2 separate regions of the Homo sapiens genome follow, and region 1 is linked to region 2. A link is an interaction called in ENCODE POLR2A ChIA-PET data of the cell type or tissue named here. Cell type or tissue: OCI-LY7. All regions are shown on one strand. Each heading gives the region's core, and the rest is flanking DNA. Links, peaks and the distances in the headings are about the cores only. Region 1 overlaps JUP (junction plakoglobin). Region 2 overlaps NT5C3B (5'-nucleotidase, cytosolic IIIB).

What was found. ChIA-PET counts read pairs that join two places held together with the same protein. Peaks named below come from ENCODE experiments on the same cell type or tissue, not always from the same donor. Only the 100,000 strongest peaks of a DNase experiment are listed, where the experiment ranks them.
Region 1: POLR2A ChIA-PET joins it to region 2 with 5 read pairs; 19 of 35 experiments call an interaction of 5 or more read pairs at or near these places.

The regions. Positions count from the first base shown.
Region 1 is chr17:41,768,538-41,776,861 of GRCh38, reverse strand. It overlaps JUP (junction plakoglobin), which reads left to right. Exons shown (of 14, transcript NM_002230.4): 2 at 5,000-5,215; 3 at 7,185-7,444; 4 at 7,655-7,893. The coding sequence starts at 5,008. Among named protein-coding and RNA genes, the nearest start is that of JUP, 14 kb to the left of the region's middle. RefSeq lists enhancers at 608-1,111, 4,647-5,150, 5,151-5,655. In OCI-LY7, for the core only: no CTCF peak of the experiment used is centred there; a DNase peak (open chromatin) is centred at 4,961; H3K4me3 peaks cover 2,346 bases; H3K27ac peaks cover 543 bases.
Region 2 is chr17:41,823,599-41,831,922 of GRCh38, reverse strand. NT5C3B (5'-nucleotidase, cytosolic IIIB) reads left to right here. Exons shown (of 9, transcript NM_052935.5): 6 at 1,033-1,122; 7 at 2,971-3,133; 8 at 4,297-4,497; 9 at 6,266-6,866. The coding sequence ends at 6,400. Among named protein-coding and RNA genes, the nearest start is that of NT5C3B, 8.5 kb to the left of the region's middle. In OCI-LY7, for the core only: no CTCF peak of the experiment used is centred there; no DNase peak of the experiment used is centred there.

The DNA.
Region 1 (8,324 bases), core at 70-8,069, 55 kb after region 2:
GCTAATTTTTTGTATTTTTAGTAGAGATGGGGTTTCACTATGTTGGCCAGGCTGGTCTCAAACTCCTGACCTTGTGATCCACCCACCTTGGCCTCCCAATATGCTGGGATTACAGGCGTGAGCCACCGCGCCTGGCCCCCTCACCTTTTTGTTTTGAGACACGGTCTCGCTCTGTTGCCTAGGCTGGAGTGGCATGATCCTGGCTCACTGCAGCCTCAATCACCTGGGCTCAAGTGATGCTTCAGCTTCCAGAGTAGCTGGGACTGCAGGTGCATGCCACCATGCCCGGCTAATTTCTTTTTATTTTTTGTAGAGACAGGGTCTTACTATGTTGCCCAGGCTGGTTTCGAACTCCTGGGCTCAAACGACCCTCCCACCTCCGCCTTCCAAAATGCTGGGATTATAGGCACGAGCCACTGCGCCAGCTGGCTTCCGCCTCCTCTGCCATCTCTTTGTTCTTCTAGCATGAGAATGCATGCCTTTCCTGTGGACAGAGGGCTTCCAGAGTCACAGTGACAAAAGAAGTCACTTGATCATCTCCATTTTACAGATGAGAAAATGAGGCTTAAGGAAATTGAGCCCCTCTCCTCACTCAGAATCCTGTGCTCACCCTGTCGCTGTCTGAGCCTGGGGACCTGTGTCTGCACAGGGTGCTGGCCTCTAGCCTAAGGAACCTCTGGGGGACCCAGCCCTGCCCTGCTCCGCCCTGCTCCTCTGTTCCCAAATGCAATGCTTCTGAGTCTGCTTCCAGCACGGCCTCTGGGGTAACCCACTCCTGTCCTTATTTCCAGGTGTCTTGGCACTTGGTGCCCTGCAACCCAGCCTAGATGTGCCCATTGCTGACTGTCCTTGGCAGGTGCCGGCTGGGGAAGGAGCCTGGTGTAGCTCTGGTGGGGCTATTTTTAATGTCAGGGCTGGGCCACACTCTGCCAGGTCAGTCTTGGATTTAGGGTGCCCGGTGCCAGCCCTCTGGGTTGGCTGCGCAGAGGAGGAGGCAGGAAAGAAGGGTAGGGGTGCACCCAGTCTAGCCTTATTACTTGCTCACACTTACCTGGTGTGGGTCCCATGGGGAAGGGTCCTCTGCACCCCCTCTCCAGGGCCCGTCTTCCTTCTTCCTGTCCTTGGGCTGTCCCTACAGTCTCTGATCTGGCTTCTTCCTCCCGTGCTGCTAACAATAGAGCACGCTCTAAACAAAGGCCCCCCATTCAACTCAGAAACCCGCCCTGTCTCTGTCCCTGCCCGTCTCTGGCTGGGATGAGTGGGCAGGGCCTGCGTCTGTCTCTCTCGCTTCCACCCTGGCTCTGTCCAGGGGCATTGCAGGAGGTCTGACTCCAGGTCCAGGGTGGAGAGGGACAAGACTGAACTGGGTGTGGCCCCCTCCACCCTGGGAACTGTAAAACCAGCACTTTTGTTTCTTGTGAGAGAAGTTCCTTTGTTCTCCTGGGCAGTAGGTAAGGAGAAGGGTGGGGCTGGTTGACAGTCCTGCCTGAGGTCTGACTTCCAGCCTTCCTGTTGCAGGAATAGCTCCCGTGACCCCTTCCTCAGGAGGAGTTCTGGAGTGTGTCCTCTCTCTGAACTGGTTCCCAACTCTGACGTTGCCCACCCCCAGCCTTCTTCTGTCTGTTGTGGGAATCCTGTTTTTTTATTTCTAGAATCTTAGACATCAACATTCCTTTGAGATCCAGGGACACAAGGACACCCAGCAAGTTTGTGGCAGAGCTGGGACTAGAACCTGGGACTCTTTTTTTTTTTTTTTGAGACAGGGTCTTGCTCTGTTGTCAGCCAGGCTGAAGTGCAGTGGCGCAGTCTCGGCTCACTGCAACATGCACCTCCCTGGTTTAAGCAATTCTCCCGCCCCAGCCTCCCGAGTAGCTGGGATTACAGGTGCACACCACCATGCCTGGCTAATTTTTGTACTTTTTTAGTAGAGACAGGATTTCACCATGTTGACCAGGATGGTCTTGAACTCCTGACCTCGTGATCTGCCCGCCTTGGCCTCCCAAAGTGCTGGGATTACAGGTGTGAGCCACCGCACCCGAACCTGGGACACTTGATTTGCAGCCGAGTGCTCTGCTTCCATCTGCAAGCACCTTGGTCCCCTCCTCCCCTTGGCAAGAGGGCTCAGCTCCACCCAGGCTTGTCTAGTGGACTGGATGCTGTTCCTACCACAAGTGCTGCCATTTTCTCAGTGTGCAGGCACAGCTTCTTCACCTAGAAATTGGGAATAAAGCCAGGCACAGTGGCCCAAGCCTATAATCCCAGCACTTTGGGAGGCTGAGGTGGGCGGATCACCTGAGGTCAGGAGTTCAAGACCAGCCTGGCCAACATGGGGAAACCCGGTCTTTACTAAAAATACAAAAATTAGCCAGGCGTGGTGGTGCACACCTGTAGTCCCAGCTACTTCAGAGGTTGAGGCAGGAGAATCACTGGAACCCAGGAGGTGGAGGTTGCAGTGAGCCAAGATCATGCCACTGCACTCCAACTTGGGCGACAGAGAGAGATTCTGTCTCAAAAAAAAGAAAGAAAGAAAGAAATTGGAAATTATAAAACATCTGCCAGGGTTGCTTTGAGGGAAGAATGAGATTCACATAATAATAAAGGCCACTGGGCGTCCACCCCCCCACCCCCCCATGGCATCCTGTGGCTTCTGTCTCTCCCTGGGTAGCTGTCTAGCCCTCAGCAGTCTCCTGGCGGTTGACCTGGGCTGGTGGGGGTGGTGAGGGGCCTGCTGAGGAAGTTCCTCAGCTTGACTGTGGTGGTCCCTTTAGATGTGAGGCCGGCAAGGGGTGACCCTTGTTTGGAGTGAGGCCCGCTTCCCTCTCCCTTAGCTGAGAAGCCCCAGGGTTAGGCACTGTCTATGCAGGAGGGCCCTCTGGCTGGGATGCAGTGTGTTTGTTGACCAGAGCTGCAGATGTCCAGCAGTGTCCAGATGTCGTTCAGCCTTGAGCCCAGCAGAGCGGCATTCAGTGGGTTATTGCTACCGTGTTTACTTGTACACTTGCACCTTCCTTCTCTCCTGGGGGCAGCTTCTCTTCCAAACTCTCCTCTGCTCTCTCTTGGGACTTGCCCTTGGGGCAGGGAAATGGTTGGGGAAGGCGGCACAGCACGAGGAGCTCAGGATTTTAGTAGGGTTTTCCCATGTCTGCCTTCTCCGAGCACCCCGCCCCCCGCCCCCCACCATTGCCCCTGTTTCCTGCCAGTGGCCATTCCCCTCTGTTGCTGGGGAAGGGGTGTGGGGAAGGGGTGCGTGTGGAAAGGGGGCTGGTTGGGGGGGCTCCTTCTGAAATAGCTACACTTTCGAATGCCTGGGAAGCAGCTGTGCACATCTGGCGGCCCGAGCCTGTCGTCTGGGGTCTGCCGTCTGAGGTGGCGGGACTGCTTCTGTTTAATCAGCCTGAAACTCTGAGTCACTAGGGATTGCGGGAGGAGAGGAAGGAGGCAGCTGGGAGCTGGCCTGGCCCCTGCCTCTGCCTGTTCCGGGTGTGCTCACGGCTGCCTGCCATAAAAGGCTGGGAGACCTGCAGGACCATTCGTCATCCTCCTGGAGGGCCAGGGCGGCACTGGGGCAGTCACAGGGAAGACTTATCCTTGGTGATCTTTGTTCCTGGGGTGGGGCCAGGTTGCCCCAGCCACCCCACCCTCACCTGGTCCCCATCACAGTGAGACAACCCGGGTGCTGCCTGGCTTCATGGGTGGACCAGCCTGAGTTCTGCTTACTCACTGAGGCTGCGCCGGGATGTGCAAAGACTACAGACCTTGGTGCCCTCACACCTGGTCCCAGTCCCAGCTCTGCCATTTCTAACCTCAGTTTCTGCATCTGTACGCGGGGGACCAGTGCATGGGCTTTGAAACCCGCCCATGAGCATGACGGTGTCTGTGAAAGGTCTGGCTCGTAGTAGGCCCTCATGGGATCACGGCGTCCATTCTCCCCGCAGCCTCTGACCTCTGCAGGTCAGTTCCCAGGACAGTGGAGCCAAACACAGACCAAGCGGGAAGTTCACCTCCCTGGTACAAAGTTCGGCCCTGCTACTCATTAACCTTCAGGTGCGCCTAAACCTTTGCAGAGAGAGAGAGGGGTTCCTGACGGCAGTGACCACCCACAGGCCTGCCCCACCCCAGATCCCTAGCCTGGGCTCGAGGAGACCAGGAGGTGAGGAAGCACTTCTGGAGGAGAGGCAGTGCTGATGATAATGGCCGTGGCCTCTGAGCACCTGCTATGCACCAGGTCCTCGCAACCACCTCTGAGGGAGGTGGCGTGACCCCGCTTTACAGATGAGGACACTGAGGTTCTGTGGGGAGAGGAACTGCCCCAGTAGTGAGTAGCTGAGATTTGAATTGCTCTGTGGGACTCAAAGAGGCGTCTAGGGACTGGGAGGGCTGGGAGAGAGGGGGCCTTAGGGTCTGGACCTCAGGGCCATGTGTGATCCTGCCCAACCTGTAGGAAAGCCAGATCCTGGAGTCTCTGAGGGAGCCTGGGGCGCTCCAGAGAAACCTGTCAGACCGCTTCCCTGCCCCGCCCAGTTTCCTGCCCAATGGCTTGGGTGCCTCCTCCCTGCAGCCTTTCCCAGGGAGCCCCAGTAGTTGAGGGTGGGCCCAGGGGACCTCAGAAGCTGCTAGAAGCCCTGAGTGCCTTCTCTTGCCCCTGGGAGAGTTGGGTCAGGGCAGCAAGGTGCGTGAGCAGGGGCTTCTGGCGGCAGCTGGCCCTTGACTGTCCTGCCCCCTGGGGCTCATCCCCCTGGGAGGTCAGAGATGCAAGCCCAGGACATACACACAGCCGCACCCCTGGGGCTCACTGCTCCCAGGGTATCTCGTCGTGGGCAGCCCCTCCCTGGGCCTGGTGCCCTTCTGGGCAGTCCCCCCATCCCCAGCCTGCATCCTCATTGAAATCCCTGGGCCATGGTGATGATGTGGGAAGACAGGCGGGGCTTGGTGACGGGCTGAAGCTGGGGGCTGGGCCAGGTGACTTCCTGCTTCCTGACTTCCTCCTTTGTGCCCCCAGTAGCCACGATGGAGGTGATGAACCTGATGGAGCAGCCTATCAAGGTGACTGAGTGGCAGCAGACATACACCTACGACTCGGGTATCCACTCGGGCGCCAACACCTGCGTGCCCTCCGTCAGCAGCAAGGGCATCATGGAGGAGGATGAGGCCTGCGGGCGCCAGTACACGCTCAAGAAAACCACCACTTACACCCAGGGGGTGCCCCCCAGCCAAGGTCAGGACCCCTGGGGACTATTGCATGGGGCAGAAAACCTGCCTGGGTCCTGGAGAGAGGTCAGAGTGAAAGGAGGCAGATTGTAGGGGGTCTCTGGTCTGAGGGAGGAGGCACAGCTCATGCTAACTAGGGGCCCACCCAGTCTGAAGGAGGAGGTGCAGCTACTTCAGGGTGCTGCATCTGGGAGGGTCACAGAATCCTCTTCTGTGAACCATCAGTAGGGAGGGAAGGCATAGTCCCTGCCCTTAGGGTGCCTCCAGTCTGAAGGAAAAGCCATAGTCCTTGCCTTCTGTGAACATAAGAATCTGATGAAGACATTGGGTACGGTGGCTCATGCCTGTAATCCCAGCACTTTGGGAGGCTGAGGTGGGCAGATCACCTGAGGTCAGGAGTTTGAGACCAGCCTGGCCAACATGATGAAACCCCGTCTCTACTAAAAATACAAAAATTAGCCGGGTGTGGTGGCGCATGCACCTGTAGTCCCAGCTACTTGGGAGGCTGAGGCAGGAGAATTGCTTGAACCCAGGAGGCAGAGGTTGGAGTGAGCTGAGATTGCGCCACTGCACTCCAGCCTGGGCGACAGAGTGAGACTCCGTCTCAAAAAATAGTAAAAAAAAGAGTCTGATGAGGATGTATCACTATGGCTCTCAGGGAGCCCATGGATGGCAGGGAGGACGCAGCCCTTTGGCTGCAGGAGCCTCACGTTTGTGGGAGAGCCAGGGCCGTAGCCCCCAGGAACCCCCAGGGATTCCCCTTTGGGTAGAGGGGTGTAGGTGTCAAGCCTGAGGGCCCCTCGTTGGGGTTGGAGGGAGACCAGGCCTCTGCGGCTGACCTGCAGATAGGCCAAGGCTGTGGGATGAGTGACTGACTCAGCTCTGGGGCTTAGTCCGGGATGGGGATGCCCCGCCAGCCCAAGCCTCCCCTGCCCCTCTGGGAGAGAGGAATAGCCAGGCCCTAGAACTGTTGGCCACAGGTGCCTCCAGGGCCCTGAACATGCCAGGGGGTGGGCTGTGGGTGCTGGGAGTAGTGTGAGTAGACTGTGGCTGGTGGGGCTCTATGGAGCTCAGCCCTCGCATGCCAGTCTCCTCCCTGACAGCTGGTAGGGGTAGCAGGGGGCCTTTTGGCTGGCAGGGCCAGGCACTGTGTTGGTAGCAAAAAGTACAGCATCCAGGTGGGAAAGCCATGCAGCTGTCTCCTCCTTCTCGACTAATTAGAGGGTGGAACCTCTGCGTCCCTCTCCCTGGGGGCATCAGGACAGTTGCCAGGGTGTGGCTGCTTGGGCACCTACCTGTGGGACTCCCAGACCCACCCAGGGGATGGAAGCTAGAGAGGAACCTGACGTCTCAGCTGAGGACCCAGCTCCTGCTCTCTGAACCCACAGCCCTGACTTTCCCTCTGATCTGCTGTGAGATGTGATGTTGGTGGTTCTCTGGGCCTCTGTTTGCCTGCCTGTATAGTGGGAGGATTGCTACCGTTGGGGATGATGAGGGTGTAATTAGACTCCTGAGATTTCAGGGTTGAAAACAGACCTGATGGGTAAGGGAGGAGAATAGAGTAGGGGTTTGGGCCCCTGAGTCAGGCTGCCTTATAACCCCTCTGTGCCCAGTTTTCCCATCTGTAAAGTGGAGCCAGTGATAGTACTTACCTTGCAGGGTCGTTGTCAGGTTATGTGAGAAAATATAAGCAGGGCATTGAATTCACTGCCAGGCACATAATAAGTGTGCAAAAAAAAAAAAAAATTCCCTTGATGGACAGAACATGTGGGGCCTATTTTACAGAGATTACTGAGGTGATGGTGACTTCCCCAAGGTTCCTGGTGAGAGGTAGAATGGCCAGTCATGTGCTGGGGGTTTGGGCAGGGCAAGAGGTAGCCCAGAGGACCCAGGTGGGGCTGTCTGTGGCCTGCCCTGCTCCCCAGTGTCTGCCCAGCCCACTGCCTGCACTCAGTCCCTGTCCCCATGGCCCCCAGGTGATCTGGAGTACCAGATGTCCACAACAGCCAGGGCCAAACGGGTGCGGGAGGCCATGTGCCCTGGTGTGTCAGGCGAGGACAGCTCGCTTCTGCTGGCCACCCAGGTGGAGGGGCAGGCCACCAACCTGCAGCGACTGGCCGAGCCGTCCCAGCTGCTCAAGTCGGCCATTGTGCATCTCATCAACTACCAGGACGATGCCGAGCTGGCCACTCGCGCCCTGCCCGAGCTCACCAAACTGCTCAACGACGAGGACCCGGTCTGTGAGGGTCCCTGCTAGGGTGGGGGCTGGGCAGGGAGGGGAGAGAGCAGATGTCCTCAGGGGAGGGACATTGTAGGGGTGGAGGGAGGTTATGACCCAGACTCTCCCGTGTGTGATGAGTCTGACTGGGGCCCTCCTCAGCTCTGTGGAAGGGTATCCCGGCCTCTCCTTAGTGCTCACGTCCCCGCCCCTGCCTTTGCCCTCCAGGTGGTGGTGACCAAGGCGGCCATGATTGTGAACCAGCTGTCGAAGAAGGAGGCGTCGCGGCGGGCCCTGATGGGCTCGCCCCAGCTGGTGGCCGCTGTCGTGCGTACCATGCAGAATACCAGCGACCTGGACACAGCCCGCTGCACCACCAGCATCCTGCACAACCTCTCCCACCACCGGGAGGGGCTGCTCGCCATCTTCAAGTCGGGTGGCATCCCTGCTCTGGTCCGCATGCTCAGGTACCCAACCCTGCTCACTGCATGAGCCCAGGACCCCCTCTCACTTGGGCCTCTCCCCTCCCTTCCCTGAGCTTCCATAAATATCCAGTGAGCACCTACTATGTGCCAGGCAGAAGCACACCCCATCCGGGTGCTCGGTGGCTCACAGCCCAGCAGGGAACACAGGCATGTAAACAGCAGGTTAATGATCAGGATACGACACAGGCTATGGCAGAAGAGCATTGAGATTGCTCAAAGGTGGAATCGCTTAATGGCAGGGGATTGACAGATGAGTGGAGTTTGGCTAGTGCAGAGGAAGGGAAGAGTGTCCCAGGCAGAGGGAACAGCAAATGCAAAGTCCCTTGCAAACTTTCTGTTTCCTGGCCCCCTACAAAATGTGGATTGGCCTCATTTCTTTTTTTTTTTTTGAGATGAGGCCTTGCTCTGTCACC
Region 2 (8,324 bases), core at 117-8,116:
CACTGTGCCTGGCTCATTTTTTCTATTTTTTGTAGAGATGGGGTCTCACCATGTTACCCAGGCTATTTTCAACTCCTGAGCTCAAGCAATCCTCCCACTTCGGCCTCCCAAAGTCTTGGGGTTACAGGCATGAGCCACTGCACCCAGCCTAGACTGGGTAATTTATAATGAATAGCAATTTATTGGCACACAGTTCTGGAAGCAGGGAAGTCCAATATCAAAGGACTGGCTGGCATTTGGCGAGGGCCTTCTTGCTGCATTATCTCATTGTGGAAGGGCAAAGAGAGTAGGGGAGAGAGAAAGAGAAAGAGAGTTCTTTTTATAAGGGATCTGTGATAATGACATTAATCCATTCATGAGGATGGTGCCGCCATGACACCTCCCATTAGGCCCCATCTCTCAACACCTCCACACTGGGGATCAAGTTTCCAACACATTCAAACCACAGCAATCATCATCACTGGACAGAGCCCCAGTTCTCCAGATAGAGGGTTCACGGAGGAAGGGATTCAGAAGAGTGCCGACTTCAGCAGTCAGCTTGCCCAGCACTTGTCTCTGTTGGGTTGCTTTTCTCATCCTCTTCCTTTTTTTTTTTTTTTTTTTGAGATGGAGTCTCACTCTGTCACCCAGGCTGGAGTGCAGTGGCCCCGATCTTGGCTCACTGCAACCTCCCCCTCCTGGGTTCAAGTGATTCTCCAGCCTCAGCCTCCCAAGTAGCTGGGACTACAGGCGTGCACCACCATGCCCAGCTAATTTTTGTATTTTTAGCGGAGACAGGGTTTCACCATGCTGGCCAGGCTGGTCTCAAACTCCCGATCTCAGGTGATCCACCCGCCTTGACCTCCCAAAGTGCTGGGATTATAGGCATGAACCACTGTGCCCGGCCACCCTCTTCCTTTTAAGGGCAGCTAACGTAAGGATGAGGCCTCTGTCGGCAATGCTGTCAGAGGGTACTTGGCTCTGTAAAGGGAAAGGGTGAGTTATTTACTTCAGTGATTTGAATTTGGGGTTTTCTGGGGTGTCTGTTTCTAGGTGGACCAAAGCACACAATCTCCTATGTCAGCAGAAGATTCAGAAGTTTCAGATAGCCCAGGTGGTTAGAGAGTCCAATGCAATGCTCAGGTAAGCGTCTTGCTCTGGAAAACATTTCTATCAGACTATTTAGAATGTTTTGTTCAAAAAAAGGAGGCGGGGGAAGAGTAGAGAGCAGTTAGTTGCTTAAAGGACCGGAAGGGACATGGCACTATGAACAACTGATGTGATACAGCTAAAGCATTTCTTACCCTTGCTAGGAAACATTCAGCAGGTAGTGGATGTAGTACAAAATGGCCAGGGCACTATCTCTGAGAAGAAACCAAGTCTAGCTCTTCTTTCTTTCTCTCTCCTTCTCTTGTCTTCTCTTCTCTTCTCTTCTCAAGACAGAATCTCGCTCTGTCGCCAGGCTGGAGTGCAGTGGCGCAATCTCAGCTCACTGCAACCTCCACCTCCTGGGTTCAAGCGATTCTCCTGCCTCAGCCTCCCGAGTAAGCTGGGATTACAGGTGCCCGCCACCACACCCGGCTAATTTTTGTATTTTTAGTAGAGACAGGGTTTCACCATGTTGGCCAGATGGTCTCAATCTCTTGACCTTGTGATCCGCCCACCTCGGCCTTCCAAAGTGCTGGGATTACAGGCGCGAGCCACCGCGCCCGGCCAAGTCTAGCTCATTTTTCACAATGGTAAAAGACTTTTGGGGTCTGTCTGGTGACTGGTGTTCTTCATGGTGACTGGGAGTTGGCTAGGCTGGGACGCTTGATCGTTGGCGGCCTTCACTGAACAGCTGTCTCTGCTGGAGATTTCTTTTCTGGAGGAAAGAAATCCTCATAAAGGAAGGAGTGACATGGGTGCCTGCCCTCAAGGGTTGTGCATCCTAATTGGGGAGATTGGCTAGCTCCTGAAAAGTCAAGACAGTGGAGATGTGTGACCCAGTAAGTGCCGGGGTGGGAGTGTTTGTACCCTAGTGAAGGTGCCCAGGTTAGCTTCCTGGTTGTATGGACAGCAACAGAAAACATATGCCTACCTTCCACCACAACAGCATCTCTCCCAGGTATGTACCCCAGAGGAATGAGGGCATGTAGCCACTATAAGACATGCACAGGGTATTCATGGCAGCTGTATCCATAACAGCTGAAATCTGGAAATCTCTCAACTGTCTATCAAGGAGAAGCTGGGTAGATAAATTGTGGCATATTTATATGGTGGAATAATGCTGCATTGCAGTGACAAAGGATAAACTCATTACATGCAAAATATAGATAAACTACATAGGATTATATTGAACAAAATAAGCCAGGCACAAAAGAGTACATTGTGTATGAGTCTATTTATATGAAGTTCAAGGACAGGCAAAGCTAATCAATGGGAGGGATGATATTGACTGGGAGAGATCACGAGGGAGCCTCAAGCTAGTTAGTTACATGGGTGTATACATATGTCAAAATTAACTGAGCTGAGCACTTAGGATTAGCACACTTTAACCGCTTATTGAATATATCGTATGCTCTATTTTATTTATTTATTTTTTGAGATGGAGTCTTGTTCTCTTGCCCGGGCTGGAGTGCAGTGGCGCGATCTCGCCTCATGCCTGTAATCCCAGCACTTTGGGAGGCCAGGGTGGGTGGGTTGCTTGAGCATAGGAGTTCAAGACCAGCCTGGGCAACAGAGGAAAACCCCGTCTTTACAAAACATAAAAAAATTAGCCAGGTGTGGTGGCATGCACCTGTGGTCTCAGCTACTTGGGAGGTTGAGGCGGGTGGATCACTTGAACTCGGGAGGTCGAGGTCGCAGTGAACTGTGATTGTGCCACTGCCCTCCAGCCTGGGCAACAGAGCAAGACCCTGTCTCACAAAAAACCCAAAAAACAACCCAAATAGGAAACAAAGAACAGCAGTAGAGGCAGTGCCATTTCAGAATTCCTCCATCTCTTTTCAGGGAGGGATATAAGACCTTCTTCAACACACTCTACCATAACAACATTCCCCTTTTCATCTTTTCTGCGGGCATTGGTGATATCCTGGAAGAAATTATCCGACAGATGAAAGTGTTCCACCCCAACATCCACATCGTGTCTAACTACATGGATTTTAATGAAGATGTGAGCCAAATCCTGTTTGGGCTGGGAAAGGACGAGGGGTGGGGACCACCAGCCAGGGCAGTTAACTCTGCATGAACCCTAACCTGGGGAAGAAGGGGAGGGAAGCCACTCTAGCTTCTTCACCCTCAGGCAGTTGTTTATGGGTTACTTTTTGGCCAGGCGCGGTGGCTCAGACCTGTAATCCTAGCACTTTGGGAGGCCGAGGCGGGCGGATCACTTGAGGTCAGGAGTTCGAGACCAGCCTGGCCAACATGGTGAAAGTCCATCTGTACTAAAAATACAGAAATAAGCCGGGCGTGGTGGTGTGTGGCTGTAATCCCAGCTCCTTCGAGGCTGAGGCAGGAGAATTGCCTGAACCCAGGAGGCAGAGGTTGCAGTGAGCCAAGATCACACCACTGCACTCCATCCTGGGTGACAGAGTAAGACTCTGTCTTCAGAAAAAAACAAAAACAAAAAAACTTTCAAAGGATCCTCTCTCTTTGGTGTTTGCCTGACAGTCAACTCTCTGCCCTGGGGTACCTAATTTATGGGCCTGCCCTGCCCTATGTCACTGTCATATTATTATGTGCCATTCTGGGTCCTAAAGGGCTTGGGCTTTGATTTGTTTTTCCCAAGCCAGAGGTGGGCTGCTCCAACTCATCCACGTTCTGACTTTTTTCCCCATAAAACTGATGGTTGGAATTTTCATCATGTTGACCTGCAGTGAGGATGTGGCCCGCAGCTGAGCACTAGCACATGTGTAACCTGAGTGGCATTTATATCACAGCTTCGTGCATCCACCAGAACAGATGATCTGCAATATTGGGTGGCTCCTGTTCATTTAAACTAGGAGTTACAAACTTATGCTGTAAAAGGCCCTGTCGTCGATATTTAGGCTTTATGGGCTGTGGCATCACTGTTGCAACTGCCCAACTTTGCCTTTATAGCACAAAAAAGCAGCCATAGGCATCATGTAAACAAATGAGTTTGGCTGTATCCCAATACAACTTTATTTACAAAAGCAGGCCAAGTCTGGCCCATGGGCCGTAGTTTAGGCTACAGTGAAGTTTTGGCATTATCTATCACTTTTGGGATTCCCTTTTCTCTGTGACAGAGACAGTGGAGAGCTGGTGCCACATGGGTCCCTGCAGCCCTTCCATCTGTCTCTTGTCTTCATTATTTAGGGTTTTCTCCAGGGATTTAAGGGCCAGCTCATACACACATACAACAAGAACAGCTCTGCGTGTGAGAACTCTGGTTACTTCCAGCAACTTGAGGGCAAAACCAATGTCATCCTGCTGGGAGACTCTATCGGGGACCTCACCATGGCCGATGGGGTTCCTGGTGTGCAGAACATTCTCAAAATTGGCTTCCTGAATGACAAGGTGGGTAGAGGACCAGGGCTGCTTCTCTTCATGTCTTTCTTCTCTTTGAATGCCCATTAACAAATGCCTTTGAACACATTCTCTTTTTTTATTTCTATTTTTATTTTATTTTATTTTATTTTTTTTTGAGACGGGGTCTCACTCTGTCGCCCAGGCTGGAGTGCAGTGGCATGATCTCAGCTCATTGCAAGCTCCGCCTCCTGGGTTCACGGGAGCCTCTGGCTCCCAAGTAGCTGGGACTACAGGCACCCGCCACCACTCCCGGCTGATTTTTTGTATTTTTAGTAGAGACGGGGTTTCACCATGTTAGCCAGGATGGTCTCAATCTCCTGACCTCGTGATCCGCCTGCCTTGGCCTCCAAAAGTGCTGGGATTACAGGCATGAGCCACTGCACCCAGCTTTTTTTTCTTTTTTTTTTTTTTTTTGAGATAGAGTCTCACTCTGTTCCGCAGGCTACAGTGCAGTGGCGCCATCTTGGCTTACTGCAACTTCCACCTCCCAGGTTCAAGTGATTCTTCTGCCTCAGGCAGCTGAGTAGCTGGGACTACAGGCATGTGCCACCACACCTGGTTCATTTTGTATTTTTAGTAGAGACGGGGTTTCTCCACGTTGGTCACGCTGGTCTCGAACTCCCGACCTCAGGTGATCTGCCTGCCTCAGTCTCCCGAAGTGCTGGGATTATAGGCATGATCCACCACGCCCAGCCTAAATAAAATAAATAAAATTTATTTTATTTTATTTATTTATTTTGAGATGGAATCTCACTCTGTCCCCTAGTGGAGTGCAGTGGCACGATCTCGGCTCCCTGCAACCTCCATCTCCTGGGTGAGCTGAGATTGCGCCACTGCACTCCAGTCTGGGTGACAGAGCGAGGCTCCATCTCAAAAAAAAAAATGGGTCGTGGTCAGGTGCGGTGGCTCATGCCTGTAACCCCCCTATTTTGGGAGGCCAGGGCAGGGGGATCACTTGAGGCCAGGAGTTTAAGACCAGCCTGGGCAACATAGTGAGACCCTGTCTCAACAACAGCAACAACAATTAGCTGGGTGTGGTTAGCATGCCTGTAGTTCTAGTTACTCAGGAGGCTGAGGCAGGAAGATCACTTGAGTCCAGGAGGTTGAAGCTGCAGTGAGCCAAGATTATGCCACTGCACTTCAGCCTACGCAGCAGAGTGAGATCCTATCTCAAAAAAGAAAGAAAGAAAGAAAGAAAGAAATTCAGTCCAGATGGATTAGAGGCAACATCTGTTTTTTTTTTTTTTTTTTTTTTTTTGAGACAGGGCCTCACTCTGTCACCTAGGCTGGAGTGTCATGGCTCAGTCTTGGCTCACTGTAGCCTTAATTTCCTGGGCTCAAGTGATCCTTTCTGCCTCAGTCTCCCGAGTAGCTGGGACTACAGGCACCCACCCCCATGCCCGGCCAATTTTTGTAGAGATGGGCTTTTGCCATGTTGCCTGGGCTGGTCTCAAACTCTTGGGCTCAGATGATCCTTCTGCCTCAGCCTCCCAAAGTGGCAACATCTGGTTTTTTGTTTTTATTCCTTGTTACTGTTCTTTTGTATTGACCCAAGGGTTAATTGTGGTAGCCCATGCCCATCCCTCGTCTGTCTCCAAAGGGTAGGCCCGGTAACCTTGAACTCCTTTGGCTCTCAAAAGGGAGCTGGGAGTTGCTGCTTGAATGCTCTCCTCCCCAGCCCCAGGGGCTTTGAGAGTGAGCTACGGAGGGCAGGGCATTTGGGGACCCTCTGGCTTCTGCCTCTCATTCCGGGCAGGTGGAGGAGCGGCGGGAGCGCTACATGGACTCCTATGACATCGTGCTGGAGAAGGACGAGACTCTGGATGTGGTCAACGGGCTACTGCAGCACATCCTGTGCCAGGGGGTCCAGCTGGAGATGCAAGGCCCCTGAAGGCGCAGGCTCCAGCCCGGCCTGCAGGCCGTGGTGAGGAGGGGCGCCTCCCCAGAGTCTGCTCCCCCGTGAACACAGAGCAGAGGCCAGGGTGGCCAGCAGTGGCTGGGTCCTTCCGCGCCCCTCCGTCCTCCTTTCCCTGAGCACCTTCATCACCAGAGGCTTGAAGGAACCCCGCCATGTGGCAGGGCACAGGCACTGTTCCTGGTGAACCTTGGACCACAGCATGTCAGTGCTCTAGGGATTGTCTACTCCAGGGATTTTCTTCAAAATTTTTAAACATGGGAAGTTCAAACAAATATAATGTGTGAAACAGATCAAAATTTTTAAAATGAAAAAAAAGCTGCTCTGATTCAGGGGATGTGGGTGGGGGTAGAACCTGGACCTCTTGGCCCTGGGGGCACATGGGATGCTTCTAGGAACACAGTTTGAGAACCACCACAAATTGGCCTGAGACCCCATCCGAGCACAGCCTGATTGTGTCTGTCTGGTTCAGCGTGGGGCTGAAAGGGTATGTTCTAGCCTATAGTGGTTTGACTTTATTCTGATTCAGCCATCAAACTTGAAATTCATTTGGGATCGGTGGGGTTGAGGCAACCCTGTCTGAGAGCCCCCTCTTTAGGGATCCCTGAGGGGATGCATTCGTGTGTGGCTGTCCCCCTATGCCCTAGGCTCTCCTTTCCCCTCCTCTTATGGGTCGGGGCCACTAAAGTGGATGACCTGAAAAGGGGAATTTAGAGCAGGGACCTGAGGGAGACTGTGCCAAGGTGAAACAAGTGATGTGTGCACTGTGGTCTTGCGTTATTGGGCCGACCCTGAAGAGCCAGTTCAGCATTTTCTTAGCCTTAGAGGAAATCACCAGCACCCTTCCTGCAGTGTTCGGCTAGCCGTTGGAAAGTTCTGTTATTCTGCAGATGTGAAGCGGGAGGTAATACAGATGTTACTGAAGGCCTGCGGTGTCCCAGGTGCCACTCTGGGCACTTGGGTGCCTGCCAGTTGACCCTCACAATGACCCCACAAGTAGGTGCAGCTCCTCCTGCTTCCAGATGGCTCAGGCAGGATGGGTAACTTGCCCAAACTCCATAGCTAGGAGCTGGAGCCAGGATTTGAATGTTTCTGACCAAAGCCCATGCGTTTTGCTGCATTTCTCTGCTTCAGGCCTGTTCCATTCGTTTTTGGGAGGAGGGAGTGGCCACCATCTGAGGCTGGGTTAGTAACCACTTCCAGACTTTAATCAAGGAGCTTTCTTGGCCGGCGCAGTGGCTCACGCCTGTAATCCCAGCACTCTGGGAGGCCAGGGTGGCAGATCACTTGAGGTCAAGAGTTTGAGACTAGTGTGGCCAACATGGTAAGACCCTGTCTCTACTAAAAATACAAAAATTAGCCGGGCTTGGTGGCCCGTGCCTGTAATCCCAGCTACTCAGGAGGCTGAAGCAGGAGAATCACTTGAACCTGGCAGGCGGAGGTTGCAGTGAGCTGAGATCATACCACTGCGCTGTGGTGACAGAGCGAGACCCTGTCTCAAAAAAAAAAAAAAAAAGACTTCAATCAGGGAGCTTTCTGGATGCTTCGGGGCCAGAGAATGTCGGTCATTGCCCGTGGGGAGCAGTCACGTCTCTTAGGGGACCCTGGGCAAGAAGTGCTGATGGGGGCAGTTTGCTGTATGAGTCCAGTCCTGTCATTTTCTTTCCTAAGTCACCACCCCGTCCTCACAATGCTCGGGTCATACCAGGCAAGCGAGGACAGATGGCCTGGTTGGTGGCTGAAGTCCTCCTGCAAGACACTGTGGAGATCTGAACTCCATTACCTTTCCCCTAGCAAGAGGGAGAAGGGTGGGCAGGTGGTAACAGGTGGTGGCCAGGAGCAGGGAGAGATGGGAATATCATAGTATTGGAAATGATCTATGGGAAAGGATAATCTGACT